Regions from separate parts of the Homo sapiens genome. Here regions 2, 3 and 4 are each linked to region 1. A link is a contact called in ENCODE Hi-C or POLR2A ChIA-PET data. All regions are on one chromosome and are shown on one strand. Each heading gives the region's core, a stretch centred on a gene start or an enhancer-like site at or near the end of the contact. The rest is flanking DNA. Distances are from core to core; before and after follow the strand shown. Region 1 holds the start of MIER1 (MIER1 transcriptional regulator). Region 2 holds the start of ATG4C (autophagy related 4C cysteine peptidase). Region 3 holds the start of EFCAB7 (EF-hand calcium binding domain 7). Region 4 holds the start of PGM1 (phosphoglucomutase 1).

The links. Hi-C counts contacts between places; a loop is a spot of excess contacts on that map. ChIA-PET counts read pairs that join two places held with the same protein, here RNA polymerase II (POLR2A). Pooled maps may share reads with other maps.
Region 2: a pooled map shows a loop between it and region 1 (8-fold over the local background). The contact joins the promoter of ATG4C here to the promoter of MIER1 in region 1. A Hi-C loop is called at or near these places in 3 of 168 maps with a recorded cell type or tissue (B cell, CD8-positive, alpha-beta T cell and naive thymus-derived CD4-positive, alpha-beta T cell), 1 of 37 single-sample maps with no recorded cell type and 12 of 50 pooled maps. POLR2A ChIA-PET finds 5 or more read pairs at or near these places in 1 of 52 experiments (BJ).
Region 3: a loop to region 1 is called in a map of CD4-positive, alpha-beta T cell, with 6 times the contacts of the local background. The contact joins the promoter of EFCAB7 here to the promoter of MIER1 in region 1. A Hi-C loop is called at or near these places in 1 of 168 maps with a recorded cell type or tissue (CD4-positive, alpha-beta T cell), 1 of 37 single-sample maps with no recorded cell type and 9 of 50 pooled maps.
Region 4: a map of CD8-positive, alpha-beta T cell shows a loop between it and region 1 (7-fold over the local background). The contact joins the promoter of PGM1 here to the promoter of MIER1 in region 1. A Hi-C loop is called at or near these places in 2 of 168 maps with a recorded cell type or tissue (CD8-positive, alpha-beta T cell and naive thymus-derived CD4-positive, alpha-beta T cell), 1 of 37 single-sample maps with no recorded cell type and 9 of 50 pooled maps.

What each region holds. Positions count from the first base shown.
Region 1 is chr1:66,923,042-66,926,643 of GRCh38, reverse strand. It overlaps MIER1 (MIER1 transcriptional regulator), which reads right to left and starts at 1,654. Exons shown (of 14, transcript NM_001077700.3): 1 at 1,549-1,654; 2 at 402-502. The coding sequence starts at 1,615. It overlaps DNAI4 (dynein axonemal intermediate chain 4), which reads left to right and starts at 1,788. Exons shown (of 17, transcript NM_024763.5): 1 at 1,788-1,982. The coding sequence starts at 1,813. RefSeq lists enhancers at 1,356-1,635, 1,926-2,085 and a silencer at 1,666-1,785.
Region 2 is chr1:62,782,410-62,786,011 of GRCh38, reverse strand. It overlaps ATG4C (autophagy related 4C cysteine peptidase), which reads right to left and starts at 1,880. Exons shown (of 11, transcript NM_032852.4): 1 at 1,739-1,880. RefSeq lists a silencer at 1,400-1,694 and enhancers at 1,670-1,849, 1,970-2,029, 2,130-2,179.
Region 3 is chr1:63,521,645-63,525,246 of GRCh38, reverse strand. EFCAB7 (EF-hand calcium binding domain 7) reads right to left here and starts at 1,722. Exons shown (of 14, transcript NM_032437.4): 1 at 1,613-1,722. It overlaps ITGB3BP (integrin subunit beta 3 binding protein), which reads left to right and starts at 2,022. Exons shown (of 9, transcript NM_014288.5): 1 at 2,022-2,118. The coding sequence starts at 2,114. RefSeq lists enhancers at 1,759-1,838, 2,000-2,623.
Region 4 is chr1:63,591,059-63,594,660 of GRCh38, reverse strand. It overlaps PGM1 (phosphoglucomutase 1), which reads right to left and starts at 1,250. Exons shown (of 11, transcript NM_002633.3): 1 at 927-1,250. The coding sequence starts at 1,172. RefSeq lists enhancers at 214-273, 974-1,263 and a silencer at 634-933.

The DNA of each region.
Region 1 (3,602 bases), core at 405-2,904:
TTTGGTTGAAAATACCTACATCTAAAAAACTTAGCCTATTACATTTGGAAGCCCCACATCTATAGTGACAATCAGCATCATCTTTCGTTAGTTTCATTTTTTGTTATTAATGCCACTCTAAAACACTTATATAGGCTTTTGGTTCTTCAAATAACAGTTTTGGATTTTCTTTTCATAATTTTTACAGTTTTATCCAGTGGCCCCATTTTATCAGAATATTACAAACTATGATTATGGTTTTTACATTGATGACATGTTATTTTTATCTCACCCAAATTCTGGAAATTTTTGGCCCATCAGTTCTCAAACACTGGAACATATAAGAAGAGTAATATAATCTTATATTACTTGAGGGAGTTTGGATTTTCCCTCCCTTAATCTCCAAGTGTACCCCTGCCTACCAGCATCACATCCGTCTTGTCTGCATTGAACCTCAACCAGTTGGTTCTTAACCACGTCCGAAACTCAGCCAGGCACTGGGAGAATCGAGCGACCACACCATCTGGATCAAAGGAAAGAGAGCCTCAGTAGCAAGGAGACAGAAACGATGATACAAGCTCACCATCCACCCTGTTTCGCATTTTTAAAAAGATGGTCGGGAATCAGGACAAGGATCCCATGACAATTTTAGAAAAACATTTAATGAGCCTTAAGTCATGCAATTTGTAACTAATGATAAAGGAATAAAAGCGACCCAATAAATAGGTCGCCTCATTCCACCCATAAGTGAAGAAGGTTCAGTCAACTCCGGGTCATCTTGGTGAAGCGGCCTCAATAGCCAAGTCAATCTTGTAATTACATAAGTTCTTCTGCAGAAATGCAGAATTCTAGCGTTGGAGGAAGCTTTAAATAGGGAAAACTGAAGCCCAGAGAGGGATAGTGACTCGCTCAAGGTTACACAGCATGCAGGGACCACAGATAGGCTCCAGGCCAGGGACCTAGCCACTACAAGCTGAAAGAACAAGAGTAAAGAGCGGCGGGCATCTGTCCCAAGGGATCCTCCCACGCGCTAGGAGGACCTCGTTTCCTTACAGTAATACCCTATTCGAGTCTCTCCTCCCTCCCTGACTCCATCCGAAAAGGGCAAGTTGGCCCAGGGCGCTGCTCACCATAAAGGCTGCAGTGCAAGCGAGAGCCTCCCGGGGATGGGACACAAGTGAGGGAAATACAGGAGAAAGAGGCGGAGCCACAGCAGGGTGGTCAGCTTAGCCCCACCCCGACTGGGATCAGGGACCGAAGCGAACGGGGCGAGGCGAACTCACTCCGCAGCGGATTCCCAGCGCGGCGCCACCACCGCGAAGGCAAAAAGGCGGCGCTGGGAGGCAGTCGATGGCCAGAGGGAGGAAGCTGCGCATGCGCCTTTGGCAGCCGGCGGAGAGCAAGCCAGGCGCGTTCTGCGGCAGCCCCTCCCCGGAAGTTAAGGGTCTTCCGGGCGGTACACTGCCGTGGGGGAGGGGAAGGAGAGAAAGGGGACTGAGGACACCTCAGGAGCCCCTCATCCCAAACTGGAATAGAAGGGGAGAGATGGCTTGTGGAGGCTGCACTTACAGCCGCTGCCGCTGCTGCCGCCGCCACCTTCGCTGCTGCCGCCACCGCCTGAAGAAGCCCCATCCATCCGCCTGCAGCCGGGAGACTCAGAGCCTGGGAGGGGCCTGAGGCCCGGGCCGCCCGCCTCCTTCTTCCAGTCGTCGTCCGGAGCTTCCTCCAGCTCCACCAACCCTCTGCCCTCCCCTCCGCCTCCGCCCTCCTCCTCGGCCTCGTGCCGCCAGCCAACCGCGCGGCCGCTTGTTGAGCCAGGGCTCCACCGTCGCCATGACGCCCGGCAAACATTCCGGAGCCTCGGCCCGAGCCGCTAACGGAGGAGCTTGGGGGTACAGGGACTTCAGAGGCGGCCAAAAAAAGGGGTGGTGCACCACTCCCCAGCTGGTCGCCACCATGCCAGTCTCTCCGGCAGGCAGTCACAAGCAGCAGAACTTCGGGTTGTAAGTTCCGGCGCTAAAAACCGTAGTCCATCCCCCTGGGACCCGGAGGGAGCCCTTCTATTAATAGATACCATTTCTGGATTTGGAAAGGGGCCCTACCCTAACTGGGTTCAGTCTGTAGACCTTGAAGCTCCTAGGCCACAATGTCTCCTTTATCGACCTACCGCAGTCTTTAAAAGAATCTCTACTGGGCTGGGCGCGGTGGCTCACACCTGTAATCCCGGCACTTTGGGAGGCCGAGTGGGGTGGATCACCTGAGGTCAGAAGTTAGCGTCCAGGCTGGCCAACATGGTGAAACCCCGTCTGTACTAAAAATACAAAAAGTTAGCCGGACGTGGTGGCACATGCCTGTAATCCCAGCTACTTGGGAGGCTGAGGCAGGAGAATCCCTTGAACCCGGAAGGCGGAGGTTGCAGTAAGCCGAGATCGTGCCGTTGCACTCGAGCCTGAGCAACAGAGCGAGACTCTGTCTAAAAAATAAGATAAAATAAATCTCTATTGCTGTGCTTGCTGTGTGAGAAAAGACCTGGTTTAGAACCATCGTTCTAGCACTTCTAGTTTGTTAAGGCCTGCAGTCTCTCAAGCTTGATGCTTTCATGCTGTGCCCAGACGTTCAAGAGCCTCAGCTTCTGTGAGCCACCAGGCCGAACATTGCTGTGCTCTGTAGTAGAGGTATTTTATTGTCGTCTCGTCAATACCATCTTACTTTAAAACTAATTCCTGCTTCCAACATTCTGTTGTTATGCAGCAGTTGAACAAGACTGTAGAAAAGCACACAGCTGTGTGGACTTGTCTTACTTTAAATGGTTCCTTAGCGCTGCCCGTAATGCTGCCCACTAAGTTCCCCCAAAATTCCCTAAGTAATTTGTTTTCTCTTCCCCTCTCCAATCTCCTCCACCTCAGCTAATCTTTCTTCAGCGGAACTTGTTGAGAGTTCTTGGGAGAGAACCTTGCATTCTCTCTTGAATATGGTACTCACGCTTTTGTCCATCCTACCACTCCATCAAAACAGCTTCTATGAAAGCCAGCAATAGCCATGCAACCAAATACAATGGCTGATCCACAGTTTCATTCTTTTTGAATGAAGCAGTGTCGGTCGGGTTTATCGCTTCTCGATCTTTGAAAAGCTTTATTTGGGTTCTGAGAAACCACTCTTCCTAGTTCTTGTCTTGGTTCATGGTTTCACCTTTCCCAGATCCTTTGCTGGTATCTGTTCCTCACTACCATAACTAAATACAGTCATGCATCGATGGTGATACCTTCTGAGAAATACCTTGTTAGCCAATTTCAGCATTTTGCAAATATCTTCTAGTGTACTTACACAAACGTAGATGTATGGGCTACTATACACCTAGGCTACAATTGTATAGTAGACTGTACACCTAAGCTATAGTAGGCTATACATCTAGGTTTGTGTAAGTACACTAAATGGTGTTTGCATAATGATGAAAATGCATTTGTTGCTTCTAGGCTACCAACCTGCATAGCATGTTACTGTACTGAATACTGTAGGCAATTGTAACACAATGCTAAGTATTTGTGTATGTAAACATAGAAAAGGTAATGTCTTGTGCTTGAATGTTGTGACAACTACAACGTTGTTAGACAATAGGAATTTTT
Region 2 (3,602 bases), core at 631-3,130, 4.1 Mb after region 1:
AACAAATGTTTTGGTGATTTTGTGACAATAGTTAAATAGTAAGTAGTCACTAAATTCCTACTAAATGAATAAAATCTCAGGAAAAATATTAAAAGATTGAGTAATGGCTACCGTATCATTTTTTTCAATAAAAAATTATATGAGTAAATTTATTCTGAAATATATTTCGCCCCAAATCTTAAGCATGGCTGAAACCATTTCAGCATTTTGTGCATTAATTAGGAATAATCCCAATTTAACATTGTACCAGTATTAATATTTATATTTTACTGACATGTATAGATCATACTTGATAGCTTAAAAAAGAATGATAATCTTAGTATAAGAACCTCTTTAGTGCAATAATTGGAATAGAAAACGAGCTGCAAACTCATTTGAGTTACGTGGTTCCCCAGAAAGCCAGAAAATTTCTGCCTTTTTATAAAACATTAGTGAACAGAATACGATGCTGTTCACCAGAACCATCAAAACATCTAGAAATACTTCATAACCAATCACCATAAATACATTTTTCCAAATACTTGAATCCTATTTTAAAGAAAAAGAGCATTAATTAAATGGCTTTTAATGACTTTTTGCTAAATTATACAATTCTTTAGATGGGCCACTTTTTGACATGTGGTTCTAAAAATTTTATAGCGAATGAACTGGTAATTCAATATAGCCTCAGATTATTGGACTAAATAGAAACTCTTCCTGTTCAAAGAAGAAGCTTTATCAATTTGAAACTCAGAAAATACATAGACTTTACCTTTCAAAGCCTTTCCACTCCCTCTGGGTATTCTCAATGGCTCATAATCTAATTACAAGTCACAAGCAAGCAAGAAGATCATTCCCTTGTCTCTTTCTGCCATCAACTGACACAAAATCATTGCCAAAAACCCACCGGGGACATATGGTCCGAGCAGGAAAACATAAGAAAACTCCTAAGTAATTCGGATATAAAAAGATGTAAGACGAGGTATTCTTCTGTAACTATAGGGTAGCAGTGAGCCCCATGTGGGTAAATAACCAATACAAAACGAAAAGGTAAGCCAAAGAAATCACAAGAAATATAAACTCAATAAGCAGTGATGCTGAGTTGACCGCTGAAGGTTCTCATATATGAATATAGTCATCATATGTAAGAATTTATTCTACACCTCCAACCTCAAAAGCCCTTAGATGTGGGTAGGGTTGGGAGAGTTCACGGTGAGCGGGAACCAAATGAAGTGAATGAACGTTAATATTTAGATGGAAAGGCATTAATATATGCAAGGCAGTGTGTTATGGCTTGAAGCAGTAACAAACACCAAAAAGGGAGAAAGAGGCTAGGAATGAGAACAGAGAGACAGTGGGGATCCAGTTATTATTATTATTTCCCTTTTTTTATTTTTTAAACGAGGAAAAACAGGGCCGACAGAGCACTGGCATGAGGAGGGGTCAAATGGATGCGATAGATCAGGGGAAAGAGTCTTGCCTGCAACATCTAAGAAAACCACAAGGAAAGGAGGAACAGCTGCCCACAGTTAGGCTTACGGTTTATCTCTGCAACCCAGGACAAAGCGAGGAAGAGTTAGAAGACAAATGACACTAGAAAGGAGAGACAAGGAAGGCGCCAAAACCCTCAGAGAACCCAGATGGTTGGCCACAGGGTCTTCACTGAAGGCGGACCCCCGCAAGAAACCCAGTCATTCGGGGACCAGAGACGCTAAGTCCCAAACTTCTTGACTCCTTTAGCCTCAAGCCGATCCCTCACCGAAAGAGAAGGACTGGAGAACTGTAAAAATGTGCAGGAGCCACCAACCCGGCAAATGCTCCAGCTCTAGCAGCAGCCGCCACAAAACCAGCCCGCACACACGCAGACGTTCCGACCTCAGCGCCGCAGCTACAGGTACTTTGAGCACCCCGGCCACCGTAGTAAGAGGAACCGCCTCCGCGTCAAATCCAACAGATCAGCCACTTCCGGGATACGAAAGCCTTGCGATTGGCAGTAGCGATAGCAGCGGCGTAAAGGCCTCTGCTATGCTTACTTTATCCATCCCTTTTTCCCACCTGTTCGCCACCCCAAGCCGCTAATCCACCAATGCAGCAAGCGCAGAACCAAGAGAAAGTATCCGTCTGTGAGCATTGTCTCTCTGATAGACAAACCACATTACGGCTGCCATAAATTCCTCTCGAGCACTTGGACTTCAACTACCAGCAGGCCATGCAGCATCACGCCCTTGCCTCTGGCGTAGGAACTGCAAGATCCAGCATGCATTGCGGCCCTCCTTCCTCGCACTCAGGACCAAGATAGAGCCAACCCAAGCCTCACTTTGATTTAAAAAAAAAAAAAAAAAAAAAGCCAGGATGCCTTCTTTTCCTGTTGTGAAGGAACTCTAAGCCAAGCCATTATTAGGACTGTAGGTTATTTATAAAACATCAAGGGATATGTGCACTCATTTTCCATATTCAGATTATTTTCAAGCATTAAAACACAGGACAGTCGGGCGCGGTGGTTCGCGTCTGTAATCCCAGCACTTTGGGAGGCCGAGGCGGGTGGATCGCTTGAGGTTGGGAGTTCGAGACCAACCTGGCCAACATGGTGAAAGCCCGTCTCTGTTAAAAAATTAAAAAATTAGCCGGGCGTGGCGGCGGGCGCCTGTAATTCCAGCTACTCGGGAGCCTGAGGCAGGAGAATTGCTTGAACCCGGGAGGCAAAGGTTGCAGTGAGCAGAGATCGCGCCACTGCACTCCAGCCTGGGCGACAGAGCGAGGCTTTGTGGGGAAAAAAAAAAAAAAAAGAAGGAAAAGAAAAAGAAAGAAAGAAAAAAGGACGGTCCGAAGATGCTTTTTATAACGTGGAAATTTTTGGCCAGGCGCGGCGGCTGACGCCTGTAATCCCAGCATTTTGGGAGGCCGAGGCGGGCGGATCACTTGAGCCCAGGAGTTCCAGACCAGCCTGGCCAACATGGTGAAATCCCGTCTCTACTAAAAATATAAAAAATTAGCCGGGTGCGGTGGCGCGCGCCTGTAGTCCCAACTACTCAGGAGGCTGAGGCGGGAGAATCGCTTGAACTCGGGAGGCGGAGTTTTCAGTGAGCCAAGATTGTGCCTCTGCACTCCAGCCTGGGCGACAGAGCAAGACCCTGTCTCAAAAAAGTAAAAATAAATAAATAAATAAATAAATAAGTGGAAATTTTTATCTTCACTCCTAAATGATGTCAAGAGAAATACTGTTACTGTAAAATGTAATCCTATGCCGTTTTACAGTACCGCAGATTTTGTTGGAGCAAGGACTACCAGACATGCTTCTGAATTACATAGGAAATTATACTAAAAACTAAAAATAAAATATGAAGTCTATGCCACCGGACTATGAAACCACATGGGAATGAAAACCTTCAAGAATGAAGAGTTGAAAAGTTCAAAATTAAACTTGAAATTTTTTCAATTTTTTAGTGGATTTGGTGGTTTAAATTTTTTTTTATTCTCACAGAAACAGGTAGCTGGATCTATTTATTTTTTATTCATGTACTTGGACAGCTAAATAACAAAACAACAAACAAAGGATATGATAAGATCACAAATGGCACACTTATTAGAGTGAGCAAAGTAGTTTTCTTGCATGATTCCATAGC
Region 3 (3,602 bases), core at 473-2,972, 3.4 Mb after region 1:
TCACTGAACAAAGGAAGAGCACACATCTATTCTCTCAAAATACGAAAGTCAGATGACAGTCTTCATCAGGTTTTTAAGAGGAGCAAATCAGTTAATACATGTGAAGCATATACAATATTGCTTGACACGTAGTAAGTGCTAAATAAACTGCAGATAATGAGAAACTCCAGAATAATGAGAATCGGGATATGAGTGGTAGTTGACACCCATCTTCCACAGCAGGATCAACAAGATCATTTCATTAACATCTCAATAATGCAGCCCCACATTTCAAATAGCTATATTTTAAAAGTCTTATTTATAGCATTATCATAGTTTTACTGTGTTCCTTTATTAATAACAATATTTGGGGTTTGTATAGCACCTCTGTACATAAGAGCTTAAAGAACTGTCATACATCTTGTCTTATCCCTATTACAGCGGTCAGGTATTTTTTTGTCCGTTTTACAGATGAGGAAATTGAGGGGTAGCAATGTCACCCAGCTAGCAGTAAGTGGCAAAAAGCCGTAAATTTCACGAACAGTTTCTTCTTTGTTAATGTGGATATAGTACTGAACAATGGTTACTATGGGGTATTAGATTCTACTGGTGGTCTAACAGCTTCCAATATTACTCTACCCAGCTTTGACTTCTAAAAATAGATCTCCAACCTAATAAATTGAATATTTCAAGTTCAATAATAAGATAACACAGGTAGGGTCCCCTTCAGGACTCATTGCATTCCTACTCAGGAGGCCTAAATCACTTGCACCTTTTCGAATTATATAGATCATTTACACTTGGGAAAGAAAGATAATAATTGCTTATCATGGATGAAGTACCCTATTTATAATACGCAGGCCGCCTGCCTGACACTTTCATATTACACCAGATTTAGAAGGACCCCACAGGGATGTGGTGTCACAGTCTGGTTACTGCAAATTGGTAATACTATAATTAAGCATCAGAGTTCTAAACACATATGTGTGCATGCATCTCCTCACAAATGTGAAAGAAAACTGTTTCAAGAAGTAAGGGAGAATGAATTTCACTTTGCAATAAGCAATTTTAAAATATAAGTATATTTTAGGATCGTCCTCAAATATTCTTTCCAAACAAGGCAACTCCCTCACATGGAAATCCCAAGGCAGAAATGTGCCAGAATTTTATTCTTTTCCTTTCTGTGACGAGAAACCAAACTAAAGCTTAAATAAACATATAATTGCACCCCCCGCAGGCTTGGAAACCTCCCTTACTTAAAACTCCGGCCCGAGACTGAGACAGGGGCCTAGAGAGTACATTGCAGCAAACGGCTCCATAAATAACCAGCCACACAATAGCAAGAAAAATAAACTGTTAACAAGCGCCTAAGGCTTCTACAGGGCCAAGTGAAAACAGAAAGCCGTCCAGTCACCGTCCCTACACAGTGAAATACCGTCACAGGTAATCTCGGGCACCATCTCTCTATTTTTGTATTCCTCTGGAAATAAAACCGCATTTACATGTACATTTTAGGTACATACATGGACCAAATGTTTATGACAGAGAAGTAGACAAAGCAGAGGAAGGAGAAGCAGCTGCACAGAGAGGGACAGAGGGAGCGAAGAGACAGAGACAGCGAGCTGTTTGCTACCTAATTCTAGCTCACAAACAAGGAAGCGCAGCCAATTCTCTTCGGCGATTCAGCGTTCCTCTCACCGCAGCTGGACAGATCTCGGCCTTTCTCTAATCACCATGGCAACTGCACCTCACCGCCACCGGAAATAAGATGCAGAGCCCTTCTCCAAACGATCCGGCTAGAAATCTAGGAAGCGCTGATCCGGAGCGCACAGAGACAGCTGTGTTGCTCCTCTATCGCGGGGGTGGTATGGCCAGAGTAGTGAGAGAAGGTGCTCTGTTACACCAGCAGGAAATAGGTGCTGTCCTGGGCCTAGAACTCCCCGCTCGCTCCTTTGCTCGCGCACACCCGGATCCTTCGTCGCGGGGAGGATGTTTCCGCCCGGCCGCGGTGGGCTTGACGCAACGTCCAGCGCGCGCTTTTCATGCCTTGGCGTTTCCTTTGGCGGATTTTCTGTTTTCGGAAGTTGCTGGGTTCGTTTTATTCAGCGGCAGTGGTGCTTTCCCGAATCTCAGAATGCCGTAGGTATCTCCTCCCCAGGTATTGCTGTTTTGGGGGCCCTCTGCAAGAAGAGAAGATATTATGTGGCCCAGTAGCCTTTCTCGTTTTCCTATTTTTTCGGAGTATGAACTTGTCTCCTCTGTCCACAGGCAATTCCCTTCGCTTGGTACCCTCAACTCTACGTCTCCTCCAGCGGTACTCATACGATAGTCCTCCTTCGCTTTCTGTTTCTACGATGCTTTTGACAGATTTCGTAAACTGTGGGCTGTATTTAGGTGATGTCTAACTTGAAATAACATAAATAAGGTTGACACACAGGATGGGACAGAGTAGATGAAAACACGCCTTCGTAGTTTGTCAGTCCCTTGCCTTCATTAATGTGGCGCGTTCGTGTAAACCCGTGGGAGAACTCATGGACTGAGTGGGTCTAGATACCTGGATTCCAGATAAGACTCTTTCACTGTTGGGCAAGTCACTTATCGACCCTGAGCTTCGTTTTTTTTTACTTACACAAATAAGTTTGTACTGCATGATCTCTAAATTCCCATCTATGACCAATAATCTGATTATTGAGAATGACCATAGTGGGAATAGGCATTGTGCTAGATAAGATTCATCTGTTTTTCATATCCTTCATCCATCCTATATTGAGATGCATAAAATAGTTGCTACCCTATAGAAACTTAAAAAAGCCATTAAAGGTTGGGGGAGTGGGGTGGATATCAAACACCTGTAATTTCTCCTTGGCCGTCCTTGTCCTCAGGTTGATTTAGGTACCCCCTCTAGTGTAACCTGTTCCTTAGTTTATTTCAGGATTAAGTAAAATGCAAAGTAACACAGCTGGGGAAATTTTTGTATCAAATAGGAATTGACATGAAAGGGGAAAGCTGTACAGAAATGATAACCTATATTTATTGAATCTTGAATTACAATGTGGGTGCTGTATTAATCAATTTATCTACGTTTTTTCATTGAATCCTAAAATACTTTAGGGGATGGGGGCTGCTATTATCTTTACAGATAAAGAAACCCATCACCTAATAGGGTGTTCAACACAGCTGCCAATAAATGCATGTTTTACTGATGCCCTTAAAAGTTATGGATTATTGAGGAGGTTTTCCTTTCCCCAGAATTAAGCAAAGAGACTTGTTTCCCTACTCTTGCATTAGAAAAATCATCCAGTTCTCAAATAAACAAAGCTGCAAAGATAATGTCACACAATCACACACACAAAATCCCTAAGAATACAGTGAAAACAGAGGTGTATTTGCCAAACAAGTGGTAATACCTCCTGAACTGTGTGTATCTGTGTATAGGAGTGGGGAACCAAAAAACTATGAAAAGTGGAACTTTTTTTTTCTTTTTTTGAGGCAGAGTCTGGCTCTGTTGCCCAGGCTGGAGTGCAGTGCTGTGATCACAGCTCACTGCAGCCTCTACCTCCTGGGCTCCCACATGCCACCATGCCTAATTTTTTTATTTTGTAAAGACAGTGTCTCCCTGTGTT
Region 4 (3,602 bases), core at 1-2,500, 3.3 Mb after region 1:
CCCACATTTCCATATATCAGATTTACTGAAAAACTTTTTTTTTTTAATTTCCCCTATCCGAGTGGACCCGCCCAATCAAGTCAGTTAACTTTCCTTGGCCGGGGGCGGAACCAAGGTGTTGCGGTAATTTCCTGGCCTGCCACGACTGCTTGCTTGCGTAAGGGCGTCTTTGGGTATGTTGCCATTCTAATGAAAATTCAGCTCCAGCCCCGTCGGTGGAACAGATCCCGGGCACCACTGGGCAGAGACTAGATGTTTCAAACGCCTGCCCCCCAGCAAGCAGGCCGCGCAAAGGGCAGGAGTTCGGAACCAAGGCAAACTAGGGGGCGGGGAGAAAAGATTGGCACCCGCCTGCTGAGATCTGCCAACCTGACGCCCCAGGGGGATGGGTGCTCTCGCCACCCTTGCCCCACAGTGTCGGGCTCCGAGCCAGCGGGAAGCGCCAGTCCTAGCCGAGAATAGCAGAGGAGCGGGCGGGATGCGAGGGGGCTCTGGGCGAGGCGGCGGCAGTCTAACCTTTCCTGCTTAAGGCGACAGCACTCTGCGCCGTAATCGTATCTTCCAAGGCTGCAAGGTTAGGGCAAATGTCAGACGCCTCGGGAGGGGCGGGGGACGGGGAGAGGGAAGGCAGCGGCTAGAGACGGAGAGTCGGGCGTGACCTTGGGAGGCTCCGCGCCCGCACCTCCCGGCGCCCCGGGAGTCAGGCGAGCAGGTCTGCCGGGTCCCGTGGCCACTTTCCCCAGCCCGGCGACCTCCGTCGGGCCTCCAGGCCAGAAGAGCGAGCGCGAAGGAGAGGGAGGAGCGGGAGGTGGAAACCGAGGCGGCAGCGCGCGGAAGCGGCCGGCCCCGAGCGAGGGAGGGCGCCGCGGGCCGCACGTCGCACACGCGCCAGGGTGCACAGCGGCGCGGGGCCGCGCATCCCTTACCCCGTTGGCGGCAGCGATGCGAGCGATGAGCTGGATGGCCTCCTTCATGTAGAACCGGCCGTCCCCGCCCACCACCAGCGTGGCCTCCTGCCGCTGCGCCGGCTCCACGGTGGAGATGATACTCTGGATGAAGTTCTCCGCGTAGTTGGCGCTGCTCTGGAACACCTTCACCCGCTTCCGCAGCCCGCTCGTGCCCGGCTTCTGGTCCTGGTACGCCTGGGTCTTAACTGTCACGATCTTCACCATGGTGGCGACTTGCTGCCGGGGGTCAGAGCGGCGGACTTGGCTGGCGGAGGGGCGGCCGGCTGAGGCTGCAGCTGCTCTGGGGTGAGGGCACGGCGGGTGGGGGCTACGCCGCACTCTAGGCCGGCGTTTGGCCCTCCTCCTTAAAGGGACAGGGGACAGGGCCCTCCCTCCGCGCCAGCCCACCTCCTGGCAGGTCCGGCGGGAGGGGAAAGGGGAGCGCCGGTCTCTAGGCCTCCTGTGAAATGGGTGGAGCCTTACTGATTTACTCTCCCCTTCGGAATCCTATCCACTGTAAAAAGAGGCCCGCAACTCCTCCTCTAAGTGTTGGGGCAGAGGTTGGGGTAGGAACCCGGTCATAGGGCAAGGACGTGAGGCAGGGTGGAAAAAAGTACAGGGTAGAATGATTTCCAGTGGTTTGGCGAATGCATCGTGTGTAAATAGCTTTCTGGAAACCTGTTGGGAGGGTCAGAAGTGCCAGCCCCAGCTCGATTTCATGAGTCGTAATTCTTTCTATTTCTCCCTAAATGTGAGGGCATTTGAGTTCCGTAAAGGAGTCGACTCCAAATGTTTCCTGCTGCACCACACACTTGACTACCATTGGTGACGGTGACTTAGCTATGACTTGCTGAGTGTAGCGTTTCTAAACCTTACTAAACTCTGGGTTTTATTTTTCCCCTTTTTATGCTTACAAAACTGAAATTCAAAGAATAAAATGCCTTGTCTCATTGCCACACAGCTAAGTCCATGCGGGAGGCCAATTCAGGTGGTCTGGCTCCAAAACCAGGGCTCTTCCCATGATTTGCCCGCTGTGACACCAGGTTGGCAACTAGGAAATGTACAAGCAGGACTTGACAAATGTAGGAGCAAATATATGGTAAGGATAAGTATGAACACCATCAAAATTAGCCAGTTACTCATGTAATAGAAATAAAGTGAGGAGATCAACAAACAAGGACTGACATGGCTGGAAAAGTTTCACGGGGGATAGCAAGGTCAACCAAGGGGATTTGATTATTAAGTAGGAATCTTCAGTCTTTCTTGCTTTTCGGTTTAGTATCTCCCTTAATTTGATGAGAGTGATTGTCTCCTCTGTTCAAGAAACCTGTCATTTTGGTAAAGTGGCAAAAAACTTGGCTTTACAAGGTGTGTGCTCTTGGGAAAGTTAGTTAATGTCCGTGGGCATCAATTTCCTTACTGTAAAATAAACATATCACCTACTTTGGAATATTTTTGCAAGATTTAATGGGGTTTTGTATGTCAGAAATTCTCAGTCATGGATACACAGTAGAATCCTACTGTGACCCATGCTCACAGTAGAATTACTTGAGGTGGTTTCTAAATGACCCAGTCCAAACAAATTCAATCATAATCAGCTGTTAGAAGTAAATCATCTAGCCTGGTGCCTGAAACATAGAGGCCTTCAAAAATATTAGCTCCCCTTCCCCAATTCCAAAACCAGAGCATATCATTCACCTGTGAATTATATTCTTTTGGTAGTTAATTGGTATGTCTTGATCAAGCAGGGAGGCGAACAGACCCATAAGAGTGCAGACTCTCACAAACCAAGTGTTGATATACATGCTCATATAGTACATGCTATGTAGATACAGTGTGTTGATGTAGTCACTATAGATGAGTTTCGGTGGCAAATATTATGTGAAAACGGAACCCTGGACTGCTAGTAATGAGTTCTAATATTTGCACAGGAGTTTACAGAGCAGTGTAATCTTGTGAATTAAATAATATAATCAAGCCCATTTTATAGACGAGAGAATTGAGGATTGGATGGTGAATGTAATCAAGGTTATCTAACTCCACAAAATGAAAATATAGCATAGATTCACTGAGCCTTCAAAATACCTACCTTAGAGTTGTATGGTTTAGATAGAGAATATACAGCTCCTACCACAGTGCTAATAAGTAAGTCATCAATAAATGATAACTTGTAAAGTCACGGGCCCAAATTCAGATCTCATGCCCTTTCTATATTCTTCAGTATCTTTGGAAATATGATGGAGCTTTTCATTTAAGAGGAATTGATCTATACTTCTCTCACCCCAGAAGTTGTAACAATTAGCTTTAACTGCATAACACACCAGTCTAAATCTGAGTGGCTTAAGACAACCCCCATTCATGATTATAGTTCATGATTCTATGAGTTAACTGGCAGTTCTGCTGTTCTGGACAGGGTTACTGTGGCCCCTTATACAGACCTAACATGATCCCCATGTTCCTTGCCTCCTGATAATCATGCCTTTATGCAATCCCCTTGTATTACAGATTGAGTATCCCTTATCCGAAATGTTTGGTACCAGAAATGTTTCAGATTTTAGATTGTTCCGGATTTTGGAATGTTTGCATTACAATGGTTGTGCATCCCAAATCCAAAAATCCCAAATTCAGAATGTTCCAATGAGCACTTCCTTTGAG